Regions from separate parts of the Homo sapiens genome. Here region 1 is linked to region 2. The links are chromatin contacts, found by Hi-C or POLR2A ChIA-PET in ENCODE. All regions are on one chromosome and are shown on one strand. The core of a region is the stretch at or near the end of the contact, and the rest is flanking DNA. Distances in the headings are between cores, read along the strand shown. Region 1 overlaps RUVBL1 (RuvB like AAA ATPase 1). Region 2 holds the start of RUVBL1-AS1 (RUVBL1 antisense RNA 1).

Region 1 (7,580 bases), core at 5,028-7,527, 37 kb after region 2:
CTTGCAGACCTTGCCTACCCCTCTGCAGATTGCCCACACCTGAGCTGAGGGCACAGCACATAGGCAGGTAGAGTGAATGGATGAATGAATGAAGTCACTAAGAGTGAAGGGGTTGTCATTAGGCACATCATCTACTAATAATACCCAAGAAACGAACCTGCAGATACATTTACATGTTCTATATGGTAATGGCCTGAGAACTCTAAGGAGTCAGCCATGTAATGTTATAGCCTGTATCACCGAAACACCCTCAACCTCAGCACTAAAAGCCAGGCATAACTGAACTGTACTGTTAGAAATCAAGACTACCATTAACTTGGGGAAGGAAGGATGGCAACTGGGAGTGGACATCAAGGGTACCTTGGAGTTCTGGCAACATTCCCTTTTTTGATTAGCTGCTGGTTTCACGGGTTTTTACTTTACAATAATCCACCAAGCTATGCATTTATGTTCTGCACACTTTTCTGTACATATGCATAAAATTACCAAGTCTACTTTAAAAAAAAATTTTAAGTAAATAATACCAGTGGGACCCGGTGAAGTAAGACCACTGATGGCCTAAGTTTACGAAATACTGCTCTAAATCTCCGCTGGAGCCTATGGTCATGGTTCTCAACCTTTAGGTCCACCTGAGGGGCCCCTATAATGAATCACGCCCTGGCTGTACCCAGACTACTTGCTTCCAAATCCTAGGGGATGGGCCCCTGCCATCACTATTAGTTTAATATTCCCCCCATGATTCCAAAGTGCAGACACAGTTGAGATCCAGTTATCTAAAGAATAAATGAAAAACTATTCAACTCACAAATGTGGAGACATAAACTAGTTCTGATGGCAGGGTGGCTTGATAAGGATTTGGTGTTCTCACCATTAAGCTACCTCCGTTCTGATATGGAAATATTCCAATGGCACTAAGAAACACTACCTATAGTGTCAGGTACGCTCTGTAACTTCTCACTTTTAAATGTGGTCATTATCTTATCATTGGGCTGTTTGCCTTCTCTACCCCAGAAACCCAGTCAGGACAAAGACTCTCAGATATTAAAGTTAAGGAAAAGTTTTACTCTACCTTCATTCTATCTGATAGCCTATAAATGGAAGTTTTGGAATAGCCCCAAAAGAGAGGACCCATTTCATTTGTGCTTTACCAAATTCTTAGTTCCTGAACATTAATCTTAGACAAAAATTCTCCAAACAACACGAATATATCAGAACACTGTGGTAAACTGGGAAAATCCTGTACTTTTAAAGTGAACTTTGATTTTTTAAAATCAAACCTTTTATATCCCACAGCGATAAATTCCTTCAAATGGAATGCTTACTTATATTTACTGCTAGATGAATGTGGCATGAAATTCCTCAAGGAGGGGAAGAAAGACATTCCCGTCTCTCACTAGCCCCCACATTTGTTTAGAAGTTGCTCTGTGCTGACAAGCTGGCAGGGGACGTGGGTGACGGACAATGAAACCGGCTGTTAGCCAGGAAAGGGGCTGAGCTGGCGCTATCTCTGGCAACGACAACACAAATGACACAGGTTTCATCTGCTGGCTCAGGTTTCTATATCCCTGACAGGGACCTTCATCACATCAAGGAAATAGCACAGACTCCCTGCTTTTTATTTCTGGTCGGCTTATTGCTTCCTCCCCACCCCCTCTCCCAACTTCACAGAATTCAAAGGCAGAGGAAGATGGGCAGGGTTCCTTTTTGAAGATAGTCAATGGCCTGCCTTTTTATTCTCTGGTAGGATCAAGAAATTTTCTTTTCACCTCGCTGCCATCAAAAGAATGGTACTACTGTCCCCTCCCCTCAAAAATGGCAAATTACAAAACAGATGCCAAGGAACTTATCTCTATTTTTCTGAATTTTAAAGCATTCAAGTTACCTTTAAGCAATGCAAACACATACATCCATGTGAAAGCCAGTTTTCACAGATTTTATCAATATCAGAAAAACATTTTTTAAGTAAATAGAACATTTAAAAAAAATACTCAGGGACCAGACACGGTGGTTCACGCCTGTAATCCCAGGACTTTGGCAGGCCAAGGTAGGTAGATCATTTCAGCCCAGGAAACAGATTGCAGTGAGCCAAGATCATGCCACGTACTCCAGCATGGGCGACAGTGTGACACCTTGTCTCAATTAAAAAAAAAAAAAGTACTCAGACATTTGAACTAGTTGTAACATCTTACTGTTCATCTCATCTTTATTATGAGTTAAATAAAACCATGGGCACATGTTTAAAAAAAAAATACTCAGAAGATTTTAAACCTTAAAGGAGTCCTGCGAGTCATTTCCACTGCTATTCCAAATACAACGTAAAAATCCACAAAGTACACTGCATGTAATCACATGGGCTGAACCTTACAGATATAGACGCTGAGCTAAAGAAGCAAGACACAAGGAACACATAAAGTATGATTTAGATAAACTTTAAAAAGGGCAAAATTAAGCCCCATGGTTTAAAGATACACACATGGGGTGTACAAGGTTATGATGATCACATAAACCATTCCCACACAATTATGGCACATTGTGGGTCCCACCTAGGAGAGGAAGGGGTTGTGACCAGGGAGGGACACATGTCTGAGGTGCTGGCCGTGCTCTGTTCCTTCGGTGGTGACGGTATAAGCCTTTACTTCATAATTAATTAATGTTTTACATCCTTCTCTATAAGTTTGTAATACCTCTGTTTAAAACTGGCACTGGGATGGGTGTAGTGGCTCACTCCTATAATCTCAGCACTCTGTGGGGCCAAGGCAAAAGGATTACTTGAGGCCAGGAGTTCGAGACCACCTGGGCAACATAGTGAGACCCCATCTCTACAAAAACAATTTTTTTTTTGAGATGGTGTCTCACTCTGTAGCCCAAGCTGGAATGCAGTGGCGCAATGTCACCTCACTACAACCACCAACTCCTGGGCTCAAGCGATTCTCATGTCTCAGCCTCCCGATTTTGTTTTTGAGACAGGGTCTCACTGTTGCCTGTGTTGAAGTGCAGTGGTGTGATTTCAGCTCACTGCAGCCTCGACTTACTCAGGTGATCCTCCCACCCCAGCCTTCCGAGTAGCTGGGACTACAGGCACACGTCACCACACCCAGCTAATTTTTGTATTTTTTGTAGAGACACAGTTTCACCATGTTCCCCAGGCTGGTCTCGAACTCCTGGGCTCAAACAATCTGCCTGCCTTTGCCTCCTAAAGTGCTGAGATTACAGGCACCACCATGAGCCATCAGGCCTGGCCTCTCTGTAAATTTTTTTTTTTTTTTTTTTTTTTTTTGAGACAGAGTCTCTCTGTTACCCAGGCTGAAGTGCAATGGCATAATCGCCACTCACTGTAACCTCCACCTCCCGGGTTCAAGCAATTCTCCTGCCTCAGCCTCCCAAGTAGCTGGGATTACAGGCGTATGCCACCATGCCCCGCTAATTTTTTGTATTTTTAGTAGAGACGGGGTTTCACCATGTTGGCCAGCCTGGTCTCGAACTCCTGACCTCAGGTGATCCACCGGCCTCGGCCTCCCAAAGTGCTGGGATTACAGGCATGAGCCACCGCACTCGGCCTACATACAGTTTTTAAAAAATTAGCTGGGTGTGGTGATGCACACCTGCAGTCCTAGCTACTTGGGAGGCTGGGGCAGGAGGATCTCTTGAGCCCAAGGAGTTGAGCCTGCAGCGAGCTATTGTTACACCACTGCACTTTAGCCTGGACAACAGAGTAAGACCCTGTCTCTAAAAAAAATTTAAAAAGAGAAAAATGTTTTAAAAATAGATAACTTAAATAAAATAGGCACCAAACCCAGGCATGATGGTGTGCACCTATAGCCCCAGCTACTTGGGAGGCTGAGGTGGAAGAATCACTTGAGCCCAGGAGTTAAAGGCCAGCCTGGGCAACAGAGTGAGACCATGGCACTAAAACAAAATAAAATAATTAAAATAAGCACCAAAAAATCCAATATTTCATGGTAAAAATAATATATTTCCAGTCAGAAATACTTTGCAGTTTTAAAAATATTCAAATCGTGGCACTGAGGAAGTGTTAAAATTATAAAATAAAAATAAATATATTCCAAGTAACACAAAATTTAGCCTCTGGACACAGTTCATAATCTCTCTGGTTTAGAAAAACAGTCACAAACTTCAATGCTTATGGGGACCTGGTCAGAAGTACCCGCTCAGCTCCGCCTGCTGTGGGAAGGAAAGCTGCTTCAAGGAGGCAGAAATGAGCACTTTATGACACTTCCCTATTGCTAAATATTGACAACTAGCTCCAAATTTATAAAAAATACTTCATAAACCAAACAACATATGTCTATAGCCCAGACATATTTTTTAGCTAAAGACTTCTGTTTTCATATTTTTTAGCTAAAGACTTCTGGGATTACAGGCATGAGCCAGGCACGGTGGCTCATGCCTGTAACCCCAGCACTCTGGGAGGCCGAGGCAGGTGAATCATGAGGTCAGGAAATCAAGACCATCCTGGCCAACATGGTGAAACCCCATCTCTACTAAAAATACAAAAATTAGCTGGGTGTGGTGATGCATGCCTGTAATTCCAGCTATTCAGGAGGCTGAGGCACGAGAATCGCTTGAACCCAGGAGGCTGAGGTTGCAGTGAGCTGAGATCACGCCACTGCACTCCAGCCTGGCGACAGAGACTCTCTCTCAAAAAAAAAAAAAAAAAGGCTTCTGTTTTCTAACTGCTTCAAAGTCTACCCACTTCTCTCACTCACTCAGAAGAACTTTCCTGAGCACCCACTATGTGCCAGGAACTGTGTCTACAAAGATAAGCACTGACCACTGTATCCCCAGGAGACGCTGAGTAAACACCCAACCTGCTCCCTCCCATTCTTCCCCATCTCCAAAAATGGCCAAACCTGGGAATTTTCCTCGACTCCTCTCTTTCTTTCAGCCCCACATCTAACCCTTTAGGAAATCCTGTCAGCGCTACCATGCAAACACACCCAGAATCCAACCACTTTGCACTTCCACTGCCACCACCCTGGTCCAAGCCACTATTTTGTCCTGCTCAGACTCCTCTCTGCCCTCACCCTCCTTACTATCCACTCCCAACCCAGCCGGAGGGGTCTGGTAAAAGCAAAACCAGAGCCCAGGGATACCAGCACTTTCTAACTGCTTCTCCTTTTGTTCAATGTAAAATCAAAAGCTTTAACCATGGCCCTACCTGATCTTACTCCGAAACTGAACTTTTTCATCAGTCTTTTAAGTTTCATCATTTCCTTGAAGTTTTCTGGTAAATTTCCTTCTTAAGAATACTTACTTTGGTTTGACAATGAAAGAGCCTGGAAACTGGTACAGGCACTCTGACTAGTGTTCATAACCCACGACTCAGCAGGCAAATCCTAGAAACATACTCGCACATGTGCACAAAGACACATAAAAGGATATTCCTAGTAGCCTTGTTTTTAAGAGTAAAAGCTGAGAATAAATCTAAATGTTCAAAAAACAGAAATGGCTTAATAACTGGACTTTTATGTAACAGTTAAAAGAAATAAGCTATTTCTATAAGCAGATCTGAGGGAAACTAGGACTTGCCCAGTGCTGTGCCAGCAGAAATGGGGCCAAAAAACTGCCCCAGAAGTCCTAGCTAGCAAAAAGCAAAAATTCGAAAGAGAAGCCATTTTCTTCTCACAGCCAATCTTCACAGCAACGGCTCTAGAAATGAGAAAGATGTCGGATCAAACTACTTCTGCCACTTACTAACTGGGTCCCTAGCAAGTTATTTAACCTTCTGAGACTGCTTCTTCAAATGCGAAATGTAGATTGATAATCTCCCCTCAGAGGAGGGAAGGCCTGGCTCATCACAGGCACTCACTATGATAGCCTGAGGCCCTAAGGGTTAGGCGCCATAAGCCTCTAAGCTCTGCCAGTCCCCACTCCTCAGTCTCCTCACTCTATGACAGGCCACAACTCTTCTGGCTCGCCATCCAGGACCAGGGGCATTCTGGCCACATGGCACACAAAGATTCTGGCTTGAGTCCAAAACCTTTTCAGTGGATAGTCATCTCTAATGGCAAAATAAGACTTCCAGGAAAATATGACTCATTAAAAAAACACTTTTAGACACATCTATTTATTGCATGAAGAAGCGCAGGCTCACAGCTAGGGTCCATAGTTGCTCCAATTGCTAACGCACTTCAATGAGAAAAACTGGGGTTTTGTTTTATTTGAAAAATAATGCACTACTAAGTGCCAAAAGAAAAACAGCAGTGCCACGAATACCAGTCATAAAGGCATCTTCACCACAAAGAGGCTTCGGTGCACAGGCTTCAGGAAGTGAGACCAACTCCTCCCACAAATGTGACACTACTTACCAATGGCCCTGCGGAAGTTCTCCATCAGCACCTCTGTCTTCTTGATCTCAGTTGAGTAAACTTCACTCCCCACCATTGGGCAGAAGGGGACCTTACTACCCAGCTCCTGAGCAATAGCCAGAGCCAGAGCTGTCTACAAAAGAAAGCAACGGAAACACAGTTCACAGTCCTGAAAACATGACAGTTCAGAAACACATGCTACAGAACCACCAGGAACTAGGAACAGCTGAACATCTAGTCCTACCATTTAGCATGTTTCACACAATAAATGTTTGATGACTTTTGTGGACAGTCAATTTAAATCATAAATGGCATCTCTTATCTTCCCTATAATTACAAGTTATCATTCACTCAGACTTACCCAGTGCAGGCCCAACTCCAAATGCCTCACATGATCCTCACAACCAGCCTATGAAATAGACACTAGTATTCTCCCCATTTTACACATGAGAAACTGAGAGACATTAAGTAATGCAACGTAAGTACCATAATCTAGAAAATGGCAGCGCAGATTTAATCTCTGGCAGCAGGACTCCAAAGATCATGTTATCATAATTAGAAGAGTCTACTCTTCAGTATCCACAGGGATACCAAAATCCATGGATGTTCAAGTCCTGGTATAAAATGGCAGGGTATTTGCATATAACCTATGCACATCCTCCTGTTACTTTAAATCATCTCTAGATTACATACAATACCTAATATAAATGCTATGTAAATAGTTATTATATTGTATTTTTAAGTATGTATTATTTTTGTTATTGTATTTTTATTTTTTATTGTTTTTTTCCTGAGTATTTTTGATTTGTGGTTGGCAGAATCCACATACGTGGAACCCACAGATAGGAAGGGCCAACTTTACAGTCATCCAAAATTGTTCTCTCAATATCAATATATGGCTCTGACCTAATTGCTCCGAATACACCACTGGATCTTTGAGATACCTGCTTTCTCTTTTTACAAATACAGGAAAACACCAATCTACAACCCATCAGAAATAATGAAGGAATGAATGAATGGATTGTTCATTTTATGTTATGTAGCCCACAAAGAGTGAAGAAGGATACCTCAAGTAGGATTTTGAAGCTATGAGTTGGTCTTAACAAGTTACACTTAAACACGCCCTGTGGTAAACTACAAATTGATTTTTGACAAGATAATTACAGCTGGCAAATGCTAAACAGAACCAGACTTCACAGGTGTACGGTCAAATGTCAAGTATGGCAAGCAAATGCTTTAAAGTTGGTACAG
Region 2 (6,813 bases), core at 464-2,963:
CTACTCCTGGGTATTGAAACCCAAGATGAAAATATATGCCTATACAAAGACTTGTACAAGAATGTTCATAATAGCTGAAAAATAGGGAACAGCCTAGGTGGCCATCAACAGGCAAATGGATACATGTGGTGGATCCACAGGGTGGCATTTTACCCAGCAATAAAAAATAAACTATCCATACACACAACATTCAGGAGCTCAAAAGCTAAGTGAAAGAAACAAGTCATGTTGTATGATGCCATTTACATGAAATTCTAGAGCAGGAAAACCTAATCTATTGCAAAAAAAAAAAAAATTCTAACAGTGGTTGCCTCTAGTGTGTTAGAGATTGGCACAAGGAACTTTCTGGGCAATAGTAATATCCTTCACTGGGATTTGGGTTTCATTAGTCAGAACTCATGGAGTGCTCCACTTAGGATTTGTACATTTCACTGTATTTTTAACGTTTAAAAATAACCATAAGCAGCCGGGCACAGTGGCTCATGCCTGTAATTCTGGCACTGTGGGAGGCCAAAGCAGGTGGATCACCTGAGGTCAGGAGTTCAAGACCAGCCTGACCAACATGGAGAAACCCCATCTCTACTAAAAACACAAAATTAGCTGGGTGTGGTGGCATGCGCTTATAATCCCAGCTACTTGGGAGGCTGAGGCAGGAGAATCACTTGAACCCGGGAGGCGGTGGTTGCAGTAAGCTGAGATGGCGCCATTGCATTCCAGCCTGGGCAACAGGAGCGAAACTCCGTCTCAAAAAAAAAAAAAAAAAAAAAAACTTAAAAAACCATAATCAAGTACTGAACTCTAGATAATTATACACATGCTTAACTATTTACAGAGGTTGTTGTATCTGCAACTCACTTTGAAATGCACAGAAGACTGACAAGACTGACTGGCAGGCAGACAGGGGGATGGGCAGTGCAGTGCCTAGATGACAGGGATATGGGGGCTCACCTGCAATCCTTTTTTTTTATTCCCCCAAAGGGGGTGCACTATTCCTGGAGGTACTGCAATACCAGGTGGATGCATGGAGTGGAAAGAGCAAGGTCCTATTCCATCTCCCTGCTCCAAAAATCCATTTAACATACTGTCCTCAGATAGCAGATATTAAAGTGATAAGAACACTACACTTGATCTTAGCCAAAGGCTGAGAGGCGATTGCCTGTAATTCTTGCAGTTTTCCATGTGATATGTTTCATAATGAGTGTTGGGAAGGTCCTGTGAGTGTGTGCTGCCTCACCCAGGTCCTGGCCATCTCTAGAGGAACACACCGGTGTAAGGCAGGCGCTTCCGGAAAGGGAACAGGAGGCAGGGGGCAGGTGTCGAGGTAGGTTTTCACGGTACACGCCTTTGGCAATTTTGCATCAAAAAACTAAGTGTATGCACATTTTTTTTAATTGAAAGCCCAACTCAGCCTTCCCCCACTGCTCCTTCCCCGCATGCACGGGGGGACACACGCCTTCCTCCCTGCCTGCCGGGACTTCAACCTCGCTTGCTGGGAAGTCGCGCACTTTCGTCGCGACTTCCCAAGTCGTGCTGGGTGTGACTTGGAATCTCGGATCCCTGGGCTAGGCCTGGCCACGCCCCCATGGGGGGAGGGGCAGCGCGGCGGGGGCGGAGCCTGGGCCCGAAACGCCACGGGCGCGACTCTGTGCGCGTCCGCCCACACGGGGGCGCTGTGTCCTCGCAAGCTCCCGCGGGGTGCCTCGCGGCCCTGGAACGCTGTGGTTTTCGAGGGGAAAAGTGAGAGTGGCTGGTCCTGCCTCCGCTGCCGCTTGGCCCTGAGATCCCCACTGCCCACGGGATAGGCCCCAGTCCACCCAGCCGGGGCCCCCCCCTTCCCCTCGTCTCGCTCTCCTTGGCAGTTCGGACTTCGGGTCAGTCCCACACTCGCGCCCGGCTGTCCCTGCTGCGCTCCTGTCACTGGCATTGGGAAGCCCTCCGGCCCCCTCTCTGCACACCTGGCACACGGCTCCTCCCTGGCGGCATGTGGGTATTTGGGTTGGGCGAGCCTCTCCCTCCCGATTCCCGAGTTCCGAGTGGGTCCCGGCGGACCAGCGCTATTCTGGAGGGGCAGTGCCTCAGAGGCAGGTCGCTTCGAGTGGGGATTTGTGCGCTCTGGCGCGGAGGAGGGGGGTGGGAAGCCGGCTCTTGCCCTCCTCACCCGGTGGGGAGCGAGCAGGGCCAACGGTGCGCTGAGAGCGCTCAGGGCGTCCCCAACAGCATGACCCGACCCAGGGACGAAGCTCTGGGGGACGGGACCACTTGCGATGACAGCTAAAGGAGCACAGGGGGGCGGCCGGCATGGAGAGGCGGGGCCGGCATTCCTGCGGGCCTGCCGGGAGGGTGGGGAACCTGGGATTTAGCCATGGGACCTGTGGAAGGGTTTTGGGTCGGGGTCCTGACCGTCTAGTCTGGGTTCTCAAAGATGGTTGGGACAGTGGGCAGGCTTGCAAAGACCGAAGAGGCTGGTGGACCTGGTGGCTGAGGCCTAGGCCAGGCAGGGATCGCGGTGGGGAGGTCACAGTAGGTGTGGTCCCTCCTCCCCCCACCCCTCAGGCCTAAGTCACTCAGGCCCTTGTGTCACGGTGGCACCGGGACCTCCACCCACTACATACACACGCGCGCGCGCAGCCCCGTGAAAACCTGCGCCGTGTGCCCCAGACCTGCAGCCCGCATCCCGCCGTGTCCCCCGTTCCCTGCATGCGGCTCCAGTGTAAGTGCAGCGTGCCGTGTGCGGCGTCCCAGCCCGCACCCCGCACCCCACCATGTCCCTCTGGGTGCGGGGTCCGCATGCCCGCGCCCTCCCCGCAGCTGCCGGCGTCCCCATTAATCACGCGGCGCTGACGGCGCTGATCTGCGTGCTGGCGGCGTGACGGTGACGGTGACGGCGGGTGACGGAGCGGGCAATCGGCAGGCGCCCATCGGCCCATCTTATCGCGGCGGCCCAGCCGCCGCCCGCTGCGCGCCGCCCATTGATCGCGCCGGGCCCCTGCCCGGGGGTCAGCGCGGGCCGGGCCGGCCTGACAGCCGCATCCGTCGCCGAGACGCGCGCTGATGGCCGCCCAGCCCGCACGGCCTGGCCATTAATCACCGTGCCTGCCGCCAAGTGACGGGAGGGGCGGCAGGGCAGCAGGGGACGACAGGCAGCCCCCGTGGCCGGCCCACCCCTTCACAGTTCCGGGGCCCTGCTGCGTGGCCCGCCCTGCACCCTAAGCTCCCCAGCCCCCCTGCCCAGGCCTCCCTCACCCCCTATCCTCTTATGGCCTGCTCTCCCCAGAACAAATGGAAGGGGAGTGGCTGCATACTGGAGGAAGCAAGAAAGAGGAACTTCTGTGTGGAGAATGAATGGATGACCACGGATGAAGGGGGTGAACACTGTTCTACCTCCCGAGGGACCTCTTTCCCAGACACCAAATGAGAGCAGGTCTGACCTGACAAACACCAGCACTGGCTGGGACAAGGGGGTGGTCATTTCGCCCCCTCTGGCTGCCTCAGCCCTAGCTGAGCCTCACCCAGGATGGGATGCTAGGGCCCCAGTGAGAAGCAGTGCGTTGTTTCTGGCAGTTGCCCCGTGCTACCCCCTCTGCTCTTGGGCTGTGTGGCCCTGAGCCAGTGCTGGCCCCTCTGGGCTACAGGGCTTTTTCCAAACACAGGGGGATCCTAAGGGTCCTTCCAAGTGCCAGCTGTCTGCGATAGGGAGGGGCAGGGCCTAGCAGGCTGCTTCCTCCAGTTTGACAAACTGTGACCTCTTTCCAAGTGGGCCAGGAATCAGGAACTCTTTACTGCCTCTTAGTCTCTTGGGTACCTGATACAGCTACATGTGGGTCACTTCACCAAGTCCTCACATGGGTCTATGGGATATGAACTTCCCACTCACACACCAGGAAACCAAAGACTCATGGGGCTAGGACCAAGGGCCACACAGAGGAGGAAAATGCAATCAATACCATGCCCTGCTGAGCCCCAGAACCCCTGGGTCCCCTCCCACTGCTCCTCTGCCCACAGCCCTCCAGAGCAGGGCCTTCTTGGGGTACCCCAGCTGCTCTGCCCAGGGCTGGCCAGTTTCTGAGGGATAGAGGTCGACTGGGAGTGCAACCCCAGCCCCCTTCTGTACCCCCATTTTATTACACAAATGGCTAAGGTTTGCTAACCAAGAAGTCACTCTCTGGTGTGACAGCATGATTCATTTAGTCCTAAAAAACAAACTATCCTACCAATCAATCTGGCAGGTGCAACCCTAAGACATGTGGCAGTAAGAAGGTATCTGCACTGAGAAAATGAGGCAGGGCACAAGGTGGTTTCCCTGCCAGGGCCAGGGACGCGTCTTTCAAGAGCCCTTCCCAGTCTCACAAGTATCTCTGGGGCCATTAGCACAGGAGACAGGGCGCTGGGATTTATGTGAAAATTCCTCCCTCCCTCTCCTCAGCCACCCAATCAGCTCCCTGGGTGGCACCCAAGAGAGCCTGCGCTGAGAGCCTGGAATATTCAACCACTTCCGATGACCAGCCCCCACCCTGCCTCACTTTAATATTACAACAATTTTTCACACTGGAGCTGAAATAGTGCAAAAAATGAGGCTGCTGTAATTGTTGTTAGATTGTGTGTCAGCCTGATAAGATGTAACAAATATTTTCCTCCCCACCAGGGTCTGTTTCCCTCTTAGTAATGGATGGAGAAACTTCTCATAGTTGGTGAGGGATCAGTCGTAAAAACTTCGCCCGGAAGATTAATGTAATAATCACAGGCCTTGCTGGAAAAAATAGGAGGAAAATTAAAATAATCCCACCTTCCTACCTATCCAGAACCATCTCCCTCACTTTGGAGCACAGACCAGCGAACTGGGCCATCTCTCTGGGTACCACCTCAGCTAGGATATTTGAGGGGCAGGAACCAGGGGTCTGTGGCCTAGGAAGAGCAAGACCACGGTCCCCTCCTCACCTGGCTGATCTGGATATTGGTACCTTGGGCAGCCGAAGAAGACTCTGTCCCCACCCGCGGCTGTGAGATCTGCTGTCAGCGCCACTTCCATCTTGCTCCTTAAACAGCATGAAAGGCTTGGAGCCCAAGTGAGAGGCCCAGCCAGGGCAGAGGCCTGGTTCTGGTCCTCTAGGTGGGTCACCTTCCCCACACCGGACCCCGCTTCCTTCACCTGGCTGGTACAAAGGTCAGATCTTGACAGCTCCTAGCTGCTGCTAAATGCCAACACAGAAGGAGGCAGTATGGCCCCCAGGAGTTAGGAACACAGGTTCCAAGCAGCCTGATTTCAAATCCTGGTTCCATCTCTCACTAGCTGGCCAAGGGACTTGCCTCCTCTGTGGAAGTGGTCTTGGAAGTGGGCTAGCACACCTATCCCAGTCTCACAGGCTACTGTGAAGGCAACATGGAACGCAGAGTGTGAACACAGTCCCTGGTGCAATAAGCTCTTGCTGCATCTCTCTTCTGTTTGTCTAACATGGCTCGAGTGGGGAGGCTAAAGACAAGCGCAGCCTCAGAGGACACTGGCAGCCGGCATGGGCCACATGCACAGCTGACTTCATGAAGGGTCCCACCACCACTGCTGTGCATGCCAGTGTCTCCTCAGGGGCCAGGCCGAGGGAGAAGATTCACTCTGGCAGCAGGGACGGCTGGGGCCTCTCAGGCTAGATGGAATCCCCAGCATCATCTCCGCCCCCTCCCACTGTCCCCTTGACATGACTACAGGGGACTGTCCCTAATGGAAGGACAATGCTGCTTGCCCCACAAGGAGCTCATAGTTAGTCTGAACTAAAGCACTGGACCAAGATGACCATCCTAGTCAGCCCTGCCTCCCATATCATTACAGCACGGAGATCCAGTCTGAACTAGCACAAGGAGCAAGTGCTGGGAACAGCGTCCGGGTACTTAGCCCCACCTCAGGCACCACGGAGCCAGCAGGGAAGGACAGGCCTGGCAAGGGCAAGAACGCAGCTCTCATCCTACTGGGAAGGCACATTCCAGTAAGGTGCACTGCCCAGTGCTGCACTTGCCCTTGCTGCTTACTTAGTGGGCGAACGCAGAGATTCGGCCAGAGAGATAGGGACACTTCAGAGGGACACTTCAGAGATAGGGACACACGAGCCAACTGACAAGAGCTCTCACTGGCCAAAGCTGGCTCAATTTGAGCAACAAAATAAATCTACTAAAGTATACAATGAACTTCCGTAAGTCCATTCTGATACAATCTTCCATGCAGAATCCCAAATAATTTTGGTAAATACTCAGTTCTCTAGAGGTGAGCATAACCCCTGCCACTTAAGTGTGGGCTGCATATAGTGACTTCCTTCCAAAGAATTCAGTATGGAAAGGCAGCAGAGAGTAACTTTACAGTGAGAAGACCCGACAAACATGACCTCAGCCAAAGGGTCAAGCTCACCATCAACGATGAGTCATGTTGCTAGCATGTGATGAGAACCACACATGATACGATGTGATCAGAACCACATTTCACCTCTAGTCTTCCTCTCCATAACCCACAATCCCAGTCTACTCATGAGAAAAGCATCAGACAAACCCCAACTGAGGGATGTTCTACAGATACCTGATCAGTCCTCCTCAAAACTGTCAGGGTCATCAAGAACAAGGAAAATCTAAGAAGATGTCACAGCCAAGAGGCATCTAAGGAGACATGACAACTAGTTGTAATGGGTTATCCTGGATGGGATCCTGGGACAGAAAAAGGACATTAGGTAAAACTGAGAAAATGTGAACGCAGTAGAATAATGCATCAGTATTGGTCATTCACGGTGACAAATGTGCTATCTGATGTAACACGTTAACAAGAAGGGAAACTGGGTACAA

The links. Hi-C counts contacts between places; a loop is a spot of excess contacts on that map. ChIA-PET counts read pairs that join two places held with the same protein, here RNA polymerase II (POLR2A). Pooled maps may share reads with other maps.
Region 1: a loop to region 2 is called in a pooled map, with 2.8 times the contacts of the local background. The contact joins the enhancer-like site here to the promoter of RUVBL1-AS1 in region 2. A Hi-C loop is called at or near these places in 25 of 168 maps with a recorded cell type or tissue (A673, B cell, CD14-positive monocyte and 19 more), 15 of 37 single-sample maps with no recorded cell type and 31 of 50 pooled maps. POLR2A ChIA-PET finds 5 or more read pairs at or near these places in 14 of 52 experiments (A549, CD4-positive, alpha-beta T cell, CD8-positive, alpha-beta T cell and 10 more).

Annotation. Positions count from the first base shown.
Region 1 is chr3:128,106,559-128,114,138 of GRCh38, forward strand. It overlaps RUVBL1 (RuvB like AAA ATPase 1), which reads right to left. Exons shown (of 11, transcript NM_003707.3): 3 at 6,330-6,462. Among named protein-coding and RNA genes, the nearest start is that of RUVBL1, 13 kb to the right of the region's middle. Within about 2 kb of position 6,278, at least 10 of the 41 ENCODE cell types and tissues checked have a DNase peak (open chromatin) inside an H3K27ac peak, as active enhancers do; they include A673, B cell, CD4-positive, alpha-beta T cell and 3 more, where a contact is called at or near this core.
Region 2 is chr3:128,074,097-128,080,909 of GRCh38, forward strand. RUVBL1-AS1 (RUVBL1 antisense RNA 1) reads left to right here and starts at 1,714. Exons shown (of 2, transcript NR_046645.1): 1 at 1,714-1,983; 2 at 4,643-4,960. It overlaps RUVBL1 (RuvB like AAA ATPase 1), which reads right to left. Exons shown (of 11, transcript NM_003707.3): 11 at 6,714-6,813. It also overlaps the pseudogene RNU2-37P. RefSeq lists silencers at 1,371-1,420, 1,431-1,870, 3,212-3,311.